2 separate regions of the Mus musculus genome follow, and region 2 is linked to region 1. The links are chromatin loops, found by intact Hi-C in ENCODE. Cell type or tissue: heart. All regions are shown on one strand. Links, peaks and the distances in the headings refer to the core of each region. The heading gives the core; the rest is flanking DNA. Region 1 holds the start of 1110002E22Rik (RIKEN cDNA 1110002E22 gene). Region 2 overlaps Mttp (microsomal triglyceride transfer protein).

The links. Peaks named below come from ENCODE experiments on the same cell type or tissue, not always from the same donor. Only the 100,000 strongest peaks of a DNase experiment are listed, where the experiment ranks them.
Region 2: a loop joins it to region 1, with 2.2 times the contacts of the local background. A loop is called at or near these places in 3 of 42 quality-filtered maps.

Annotation. Positions count from the first base shown.
Region 1 is chr3:138,060,874-138,066,249 of GRCm38, forward strand. 1110002E22Rik (RIKEN cDNA 1110002E22 gene) reads left to right here and starts at 1,369. Exons shown (of 3, transcript NM_001370862.1): 1 at 1,369-1,425; 2 at 4,148-5,376. The coding sequence starts at 4,179. All of the region lies in intron 1 of Gm5105 (predicted gene 5105), which reads right to left. In heart, for the core only: no CTCF peak of the experiment used is centred there; a DNase peak (open chromatin) is centred at 3,298; H3K4me3 peaks cover 1,264 bases; H3K27ac peaks cover 2,727 bases.
Region 2 is chr3:138,117,565-138,122,940 of GRCm38, forward strand. It overlaps Mttp (microsomal triglyceride transfer protein), which reads right to left. Exons shown (of 18, transcript NM_008642.3): 4 at 749-856. Among named protein-coding and RNA genes, the nearest start is that of Mttp, 11 kb to the right of the region's middle. In heart, for the core only: a CTCF peak has its summit at 2,019; no DNase peak of the experiment used is centred there; H3K27ac peaks cover 1,900 bases.

The DNA of each region.
Region 1 (5,376 bases), core at 213-5,212:
AATTAGCCTGCGATGGGTATGGTCCTGTGACACCCCCCCCCCCCATACACCTCATAGACTTGTACTCAATTAACTACTTAAGGTTGGTTGGGTCCACCTCACACCCAATTTTAACCAGGGCTGCAGCATTTGATTATTGGGAAAAATGGTGAAAAGCCCTACAGAGGCACAAGCTTTTACTTAGCCTCGCTTTTTTTTTTCAGTCCATAAAGTGGAAACAATAACTACTTTTTAGTCATATGATTATGGAGGGCTTATTTCAATAACCACGTACCTTTTAGTACATTAAATAGTATGATAGGGCACCTTCTTTCAGATGCCAACTTTCACATGTCCATCCCTAGGCTTGGAAAGGTGCTAGCCACGTCCTAGGTCTTAGGCAGTGGTCCCCAGAAAAGCCTTCTTCACATAAGTGTGTGCTGAGAGCGATACACATCTTTATGGAAAGACCTTCAACTCAATATAAAGCACCACTGTCTCTTCCCTGCTGTGCCCCAGACAAACTAAGAATGTTTGTGGTTGGCCAAGGGTTTGGCATTGACTCTGAGGTTAAGTTTAACCTAATACATCTCTTCGTTTCCAGTCTAAGGTTTGCCTTCTGTGAACGGTTTCTTCTCTTGAATAGCACACTTAGTTATCTTATTATGCCAGATTTGGAGACCCAAAATATAAGCATGACCTTTAATCAGCTGGTGGGTGGTCTGGCCTTCGTTCTTCACTTCTTAAGTCATGTTAAGGTTTTACATACACTGAACTATCTCAGAAACCCTTCAAGGAAAGCTAAGAGACTTTCTCCTCAGAGAGAAATGTAACAACGCTGAGTCACTTCCTTTGTTGCTCCTGGAGTTCCCATATAAAGTTATCAACAGGGCATACCTTGCCTGTCTAACCACGCGTGCCTGCTCACCATGGGTTAATACTGGCAATATTAGTCACATCAATTGCTCAACACCTGAGGTCAGGCAGGCAACCACTGAGTTCATCTGTAAAAAAGTGATCAGAGTCATCTGTAAGAATAAAAGGCACGGTGGCTACCCACCTGTAAGAATGAAGGACACGGTAGCTACCCATGACTCCAAGCTACTCCACTAGATCTCAGACCACCCCTTTTCATGGTACCATAAACTAACCCAGAACTCTGAAAAACACCAGAAGGGAAACCGTGTGGAGTCCTTAATTGTCTTCTTTACCCTAAAGTTGGCTGCTGTTTTTCTATTTATACATTTCTTTTCTTTTAATAGTCAGCCCTACTATGGTGTTTCAGCTTATTTGATTTTAAACCACAAAGGGAATTTTTGGTTTGACTTAAAAAAAAAAAAACCTTTTGGAAATTGACTTTATATGAAGGAACCCCCACTACCACCATATCGACACTGGCATTGTTTAGCTGGAAATCCTTGAAGGAGCCACACACCTATTCTGAAGGTAAGAACCCACGTTAGAACCGAACCAGGCTGTGTCTGATTGTGGGGGAGGGGGTTGGGGGGAGGTGGGGAGCTTGGCCAGGGCTGGGTTCTCAGAGAGGGGAGACCTCAGGAGGTTTTGCGGAACTTTGGGTATTAAGAAATTATGGTGACCAGTTGTAGTCTGGGACCTTTAATCCTAGCACTGGGGGAGGCCGAGGCAGGTGGATATCTGAGTTCGAGGCCAGCCTTGAAAACACAGAAAGAAAGGAAGAAAGAAAGAAAGAAAGAAAGAAAGAAAGAAAGGAAGGAAGGAAGGAAGGAAGAGAGAGGGAGAGAGAGAGAGAGAGAGAAAGGAAGGAAGGAAGGAAGGAAGGAAGAAAGGAAGGAAGACAGGGAGAAAGCAAGCAAGAAAAGGAAAGGAAAGGAAAGGAAAGGAAGAAAGAAGAAGGGGAAGAGGGAGAGAGAGAGAGAGAGAGAGGGAGAGAGAGAGAGAGAACATTACCATATACCCTGTGTGTCAGAACTTTCAGTTTTATATTTTGCTAACCACAGGAAGAAACTCAAGAAAAAAAATCTGTTGTGTTGCGATGACAGACAGGGCCATATGACAGCGCTAGAGTGATTCTTCCTTGGACTATACAGAAACTCTCGCCTCTTGATTAGCCAGGAAGCACATGTGTCTCACACTGTCTTGGACTATCTCCAGGGCTTTCTTACTGCCCAAGGCATGGTCAGCCTCAAAGAAAAGTAAAAATGGCGAGCTCAAAAGTCTGCTTGCCTGAGAGAAGGGGACTATATTTAATCCATTTTATTAACAGAATCGTGTTCCTTAGCCCCCCAAGTCCATAAAGTGTTCTCGGGTTGAATATCTGAAATAAAAACAAACAAACAAACCTCAACCAGTTACATAGATTATTTGTGGTCATGCAGATTTGATAGTTGACGGGGTAACAACTCTGAATGGTTTTGTGGGGACCCACCTTGACTGTGGGGACCCACCTTGATTGCCTATCGTAACCGTAAAGGTCTCCAGCTGGACTGCCTAGGTTTGAATCATGCCCTACCTCTGTGTCTCAGGTTCCCCGTCTATAAAATCAGTATAGTAATTGTACTTAATTCATGTGGTTCTTACCAGAATTCAATCATTAATATGTGCGTAAATGTTAAAAATGTTCCTAGTTAGTTGTACTTACTAATTAAGAAACTAAGATTTGGAAGGTATTTCTTTTTCTTTCCCATGACCCTGAGTTATGGCTTAATAACCATTGCTTTATTCCAGATGTTTTCAGTCTCTTCTGGGCACGTTTTAGTGGCAGTAGAGAGGGCAGAGGGCTTGTCCTAGGGAGAATGGTGGGGTTGGGATGCCTACAGGGAGAGAAGGTAGACGCTGCAGTTGTCAGGGGTGACTACTTCTCACTTACGCACATGCCTACTCAGAGGAAGGAACCCTTTTCAGCGTGGGGATGGCATTCATGTCAAAAGGGGATGGTTGGCGGTGTTATTTTCCTTTCCACAAATGTGGATGTTTAAAATAGGGCTTTATCCAATCGGCATAGGTGACACACAGACTATGTATAGAGGTGGACTTGGGCCTGGCAGATGATGAGGGCCAGGTCTCACCAAAACCTAGTCGTGGTTTTCCATGGACCATGCCCGGGGAATCGCCCCAAAGGTTGCTAGCACTGACCCCTCTGTTGCCTTGGCAAATCTGCCTGTCCAGATCTTGACTTGTTTGGAATGAATCTATCTCAGAGCGGGTGAACTGGGATTTTGGCCGTATTTTCAGGGGCATGCCAGAGGCTCACATTTCCTCTCTGAACCTCCCTCCAAGCCGCACTGTACTCAGGGAGGGTAAGCATATTCCTTGTTCTTTCCTGCGTTTTGACTCTCTGCCCTGCAGAGCTGGCGTGCAGCCAGGGGAACCCAATCGCTGAGCTGTAGCTAAGGCTATATTTAACATGACTTATTGTCTTGTAGTGCGTTTACAAGTTTAGGAACGGTTTTGAGCTTGAGTAGTCACTGTAGGGATTTGAAGTATTGTCCATATTGTCTTTCTGTATTCCTTCAGAATGCCTGTAGCTTAAATTTATTTAAGGAGCTTTTAGGTCTCGGGAAATTCCCCCTTTAAGCTTTGAGTAAACACAGCAAGGATTTTAGAAGAGGTTTGGTTTTTTTGTTGTTGTTGTTGGGTTTTTTTTTTTGTTTGTTTGTTTTCTGTTTTTTTTGTTTGTTTTTTGTTTTCCCAATTTGAAACAAATAGGTTATGTTTCACAGAGTATAAGTCTGGCCAAAGGGAAGGATGACGAAATATTCTTGTCCTGTGAAAGCTTCTATGACCATCCCTCATCTGATTTTGCTCTCCAAAGAGGGAAAGACAATGCAAATGAGGCAACTATAAAATTACCATATGCACAAGTGGGACTTGAAATATTTCTGGAGTTTCCTTAATGGATTTGAAGTACCGTGAAAAAATTTGAATTTTGAACAAGGAGAGAAAATTCATTTAATCAGAGGCTGGGGAAAGATGGCAGCCAGCGAAGGGTAATTGTGCGCTTGCTAGACGCCTCTAAAACAGATTACAATGAACATTTGGCTGATTTGAATCAGAAGCCACATTCCTCCCCCACCCCGCCTCCTCTCCGCATCTCTTCTTTTTACCCTCAAGTGTAGTTTCGATATGACTAGGGAATGGACACTAAAAATATTTCTGGAATGACGTGACCCTCTATCTCCCCATCCAGGAGAGCGACAAAGCTGTACAAGGGACAGCACATGCTTTCCGTTCATTTCTGGCAGACCCCTGTCCGACCTACAGATGCTGCTTCGTCGCTGGCTAATGGCATTCAGACCCCCACCCACCGACGCTGTCAGACAAGCAACTGGACTGGACAGCTCAGCAGCAGGACACTGGCCACAATCGCGGCCAGAGCCGCAGCCCCCTGGCTACAGACCACCTCTGCTGCCTCTTTTGGGAGCCCTCCCACCTCCCTCTGGCTTGCCGAGGCCCCACCACAGGGGCTGAAGAACTGGGCGGTGGTGGCAACTGTGGCAGTGGTACCTACAGCCTTGGGGCCAGCCCAAGCACGTGGGAACCTGTTTCAGGCCACTCTGTGGCCCCTCCGGGACCAGAGGGGGACCCAGGACAGCCCCAGCGCTCACCACTGCCTCATCTTGTCTCTGAAACCTGGACAAGGGCTCAGAATGGAAGGCGGTACGTCTGACATGAACTCACAGACCAGCCTGACGCCTGCGGAGGACCCGGTGAGCCGACCACAAGACAGCCCGGAGCCCAGGCAGCAGCTGCGGCCACTACCTGAGCCGTCAGCCTCTACCCTGCCTGAAGCCAAGTATGTGGAGACGTGTGCTTCAGCTGGACTCCGAAGGGAGAGTCCCCAGACCCTGAAACTGCCACCAGAACAGCAGGCCTCCAGGAGTCCAAAGACAAAAGCCCAGGATGAACCCAGCGGCCATGCCCCTGAGGCTCCAGCTCCGGGGGAGAGTCCTGCTTCCTCCCAGTGCCTCCCCTCCCAGGCTTGTGAGAACGACTTCTCGTCTTCCTCCTCCTCCTCCTCCTCCCTGGTGGACAGTGCAGAAGACAATGGCCTTTCCAAAATGGACGATCCCACCAAGTTACTGGGGGTCCTGGCCACCTCCTCTTCATCCTTAGGCTTTGAGAGTGATCCCGAAACGAGCTGCCGACAACACAGAGAAGAAGCAGGAGACCGGGCAGGAGCGGGGGAGGACAAAAGAGGAGGGGTCGATGATGGAATAGCGTCCTGCAAGGACATTATTGCTAAGTCCCACAGCAAGAGGGGTCCCCTGAGAAACGAGGATGCACACTACATCACCACCCATGAGATCCAGCTGACTGAGGTAGAGCAGGGTATGGATTTCGACGTGGGGCTGGCTTCTCGCTGGGACTTCGAGGACAACAACGTGATCTATTCATTCGTGGACTACGCTTCCTTTG
Region 2 (5,376 bases), core at 142-5,141, 57 kb after region 1:
TGTATTTAAGCAATAAATCATTTCATATGTAAGTGAAATTTGACTATCCAACTTAAGTCAACTTAAGTCAACGTCTCTAAAACAATACTTAATCTTAAAAGCAGTTATAATTTTCTGTGGAATTTCAGTATGCAAAAATGCTTAGAAATGATTTGATATACCTGTTGACAAATAAGATGTTGGTTGACTTATTTATTGACCTGCTCATTTAATTTGTAGTACTGGGGCTTGAACTGGGCCTTGTACTTGCTCAACAGGCTCTCAACTACTGACACACATCTCTAGCTCCTTTTATATTTTATTTTATTATTGCTTGGGAGATATATGTGTATTATCTATGCATGTGTGGTAAATGCGCATTATATGACTGAGTGCACACATCCATATGCATACATGTAGGCCAGAGGAGACATAGGTTTCTATCTCCCCCCATCACTTTCTGACTTATTCCCTTGAGACAGGTTCTCTCGCTGAACTTGCAGCTCACCAACTGGGTCAACAGAGCTGGTCTGTGAACTCCCAGAATTTACTTGTCTCTTCCTGTTGCACTGGTTACTGGCACAGTAGTAGCCACAACCATCTTTTATAAAAATGGTGGATTTCATTAAGTCACCAGACTGTCTTAAAGTTACTCTATGACCCAGGCAGACCTTTGCTTAAAACTGGGCCTTAGCCCCCAAGTAGCTGAGATTACAGCGAGTGCCTGCCTCTCCCCTTCACCCAATGCTGACTTCTTAGCATTAAGTACCTCGTTGGTAGTTCCAGAGCTTAGCTGCATCTGGAATAAGCTAGCCAAGCCTCTCTTGAGATTTTCTATGCCCACTGGCTCGTTTTCATAGGAGTAGAACTCCTTGACCTAAAGGGAAGAAGAAAAATATAAATGAAGTCATTGGACCTTGTTTATCAGATTCAGTTAAATGCGAGGCTGGAGAAGCCTGGTTCTCACACCCACTGATTACGTGAGAGATTATTCTGTTAGTGCAAAGCTGTGATTTCTTTCTTGTAAAAGGAAGCAGTTTCAGTTTCTAGGAAGTGAGATCATCAGGAAATGGAACTTAGGAGGCGAAAATAAAGGTCCTGAGCATGAAGGTCACCGTGGAAAGGGAGAGCCCAGGGTTTCTGTAAAAACCAGAGCTGTGGAGGGGAGCAAAGCTGGGCCATCATTTTCCTTCACAGCACACACGTTTCACCTGCTAGAAACAAAAGCTGAATAAACAAATAAAAAAAAAAACAACAACAACAAAAGTGAAAGAAATGCTCTTAGAAGAGAACGAGAATCACCACAAATGGCAGTTTGCATTTCTGAAATGGTGTGACGTCATGGCGTAGGCCATGACGAGGCGCTGGAGTTTGCTCATGAACAGCTGTGATACCCATGAACAAGCGGCAGAGCACCAACGTGATTCCCGAGCAGTGACGCTGCCTCGGGTAGCAGAATGGCAGAGGCTGCAGCGCTGGAGAGGCTGCTTCTACTGCACAGCCCAGCTACTGCAGAAGGCTCTCATCAGAACGTATAGGGAGGGGGTTGAAAGGAGTGTGATTTGGCAGGAATAGGAAGTGACTCGGCTCTGTTTTATATCCTTCTCACTTACTGACCCTATATCTTTTATCATTTTAATGAGTTGGTTCATCTATAAGAAACAGCACGGAAATCATAGAGAAGTTTTTAGAGGGCAGCCCATTACTTTCACCTACTGACTTCAAACACACCCTATGGTTCAGACATGGAGGACAGATATGTCTTCCCTGTGAAAATACCTACAAAAGCGGTGGCAGAACATTCCTGCCCCGCCGATCCACTTCTCAGAAAACAAAACAAAAACAAACAAATAAACAACAACAACAAAATGAGAATTTCCAACAGCTCAGGAGTACAATGAATTTAATTAATATCAATGTTGAATAATTCAGCCTAAACATTCCTCATGTCTTAGGAGGCAATATTGTGTCTGAATTAACCACATGAGCGCGTCAAATCTCTATTTTTACTTCCTAGACATACTCCGCCTAGTGACAGGTTTGCTGGATACTGTATCTGTGATCAGTTTTAGTCACTCCACTGCGTCACCCTCAAGGGTAAGGATAGTGTTGTCTGTGCTGGTTAAAGGGGACCTGTGCCAGTGACTTCACTGTCTGAAAATCCCGGGATCATATTCTCATACAATCCACTGGCTGTCTCTCAGCTGCAAGCTGGCTTTCTGATGCTCCGTGCTATGGGATTTCCTTCCCATATGATTTCCAGTGCATATGCTTGGATATCTCTGGGCATCATGGCTACACAAGGCTTATAAGTAGAGTTCTCAGACCCAGGAAAGTCGGACGTGCTTGGACGGTGGCCATGGTATGTGTCGATGGAGGGTGATATTTTGGTCCAAGTCTGAAATGCTTCCGAAGCCATTAGCTGGGGAAGCTAACACTCTGTCTTCATTCGCTCCCATTTCCCTAGCCTACAAAGAGCTCTTAGAGTTCTGGCCGTGCTGCAGGAGACTCCGGCCTTGCACTCAGTCTACAAATGAGGTCGCGTGCTCATCTATCATTGGTCACCTCTGCGACGTCCATCTTGCTGTCTTGATAAGATGACGATGCAGTGTTATTTTTTTCCAAGTAAATAATCCAAAAAGCATGAACCCTTCATAGAAAAAAAATTAATTTTTTTTCTATTGGTATCTATTGTTTTCCTAGAACTAGTAAAGTGAACTAGCCTTTTCTTTTTTCTTTTTTTTTCCTTTGTACAGCTGCCATATTTCAGAAGCTAAAATTGTTCATTCTTCAGAACAGACCAATCTCATCCAAAGTGAAGATACCATTCTTATGCATATTTGTCAGACATCGAAATTAATCAACAATTGATAACATGAATAAGTTGGAACTTTGAAGTTTGACCCATGTGACTGTCACAGCAGTAATCTTAAATTCACTATCTCACAAGAGGAACCGAGTATGCTTTATGGTGTTCGGGCCATAAAGCTGATAACTTCATTTAGTTCTGAAATGAGTTCTAAATGTCCAGGTGCTAAGACTTCCGATCAGAATCCACGGTCACTAGAGTTTCCAGAGAACAGTACACTAAGTTTGCCACACAGGAACTCAGCGTGAGGCGAGGCAGACTGCCAGGAAGGAAACCCCAGGCATCAGGTGGTCAAGCTGGGGGCCATTTTTTCTTTGGAACTATATTTACCCTTAGGAAGAAGTTGCCCCTCTTAAATGGATATGACAACAGAAGGCAAATTTATATCCACTGCCTAAACAACAGAAATAAATTGAATCGATCCTGAGAAACGGAGTCACCATCCTATCTGTGATATTTAGCTAAGGCAAAGCACAGTTAAGAAGTGCTGTCAGAGTAAATAGACATAGGGGAAGAACCCGGAAGCTTCCAAGGTGGTGTGGACAACCACCACACTCAGGCCCTGCAAAGGGGCTGCTAAGCCTGAGGTAAACAGAGATCCACCCCAGGAAACAGCACACAGCAAGAGGCAGACTTAATTTCATCAGTACAGACAAGCGAAACCAAGGGCGGAATCCGAAAGCTATCTGGTTGGCTGGATTAGCATTTCAGGCCCAGAGTGAATCTGTGCTATGAGCACAGGCACCGTTCACCCTTCAGTGTCAAGGAAAGGAAGAGGGAACTGCCATACTCCCAGCTTAGTTTATTCCATGTAGACGAAAATCAGGTCAGGCCCATGCACTTATGTATGAGCAATGAGGGACTGTCAGAAAAAGAAAATATAGAATGAATATGTATCTAAGTTACTTTGTTAGGTTCGTTCATGATGTAAATATGAGAGCTTTGAATGCGGAGAGGAGAAAGGAGGGCTCTGGAAGGAAAAAAAAAAGATTTTCTTGAAATCCCAAGAATTTTGAGTAGAATTTAATTTTGGCTTAGGGTAGAAATGTCCTCTAAGAAAATTGTCCATCAGCACTTTCTCTGCTTTCTCAGTTTCTCTCCTCATAATCTGAAACGACAGTGACCTTTCTAACAGCGATGGGACTGGAACTTCCCTTTGGCTCCTTCTTAGTCTACAGGGTAGAGCCTTTCCAAGCCCTTTATTGCACAGCTAAGAGATATAGAATGATGTACTTTAACCTGTGGCTACAGCAGGTCATCACAGACCTCAGCTCCCACTGACCTGGTACACTGGTGTCACCAAAATAGTGATGTGGCAGCTTCTTCCAGCCTTTGATCACTGAGGGCATCCAGTTCTTGTGTGTGTGTGTGTGTGTGTGTGTGTGTGTGTGTGTGTGTGTGTGTGTGTGTGTGTAAAACAAGACTTTGTACTCAGCTTCTGGCAAAGGCACTGTAAAGTGATAGGTTGTGGTTAAGATAATAAATGCAATTAATATTTAATGGACTCAAGAAGCTTGCCACCTTGGAGGTCCCGAGAAGGAAAGGACTGTGTGGTGTGTTAATAAAGTGGAGCCATATGCAAATCAAGTGAGTGAATTCATACAGTGAAAAATGACATAAGGAAACTTCCAAGTCAGCCCAGGGGGGCTTGCAATGTGAGGACGGGGTAACATAGAAAGAAGCGAGGGCGTAGACTTTGCTCCGAGTGCTGACTTCATGACCTGCCACTTCTGCGCCCTTTGGAAATTTCCTTAACTCCTCAGAACTCTCCGTCCTCCTCGGTCACAGGAGGATGAATGAACACAGCAGCAGCCTCCTGTGTCTCTGACTAGCCCAGGAGAAAATGTTGGTAGCATCTTCAGGCAGAGCCCACTGCGAGCACAGAGGTCTCCTTCCTTATCACTAACGAATCACAAGCCAAGACTGGCTTATTTAGTCTCACATCAACTTAGGTGTTCACCACTTTCCATTCATTAAATTTTCTCCATAAGCAGTTAGTTGCTGTATGCACTGAGAGAATGATGTAATTGCCGCTCGTGAGAAACTGGTTGCTGCCTCATGGGAGAATTAGACTGCACTGTGACACGCATCAAAAGAAATACTCCCAAAAGCTGGTGGGCTTTGGGGGATGTGAGGAAAGCTTATGGACAAACCAGTCTGCACAAGGTACTTTGGGGAAGGGGAAGAAAGCCATAGGGCAGGGAATGGAGTGGCTGAACTATAAACAGGATTGGGTGTTTCCCTGCTGAAAGCTAAAAATTAGCAATGAATATAGTATAGATGGCTGAAAGAAAAATGGGAAGAACCAAGGAAGGGATCCGGGGTACCAAGAGTGATGCGGAGTCAAATGCTTGCCTCCTGCTGACTAAGAGGGTGTGAGCATCCCAAAAGGAGGAAGGATGCGCAAGCAAAGTTTGAATCTATAGGAAGATTCTGAGTAGTGGGGAAAAACAAAGGTGCTCCGAGAGACCGGGGTTCACATTTTACGTGATGCTGGCACATGCCTGCCCCGGACTCCTTCTCTCAGG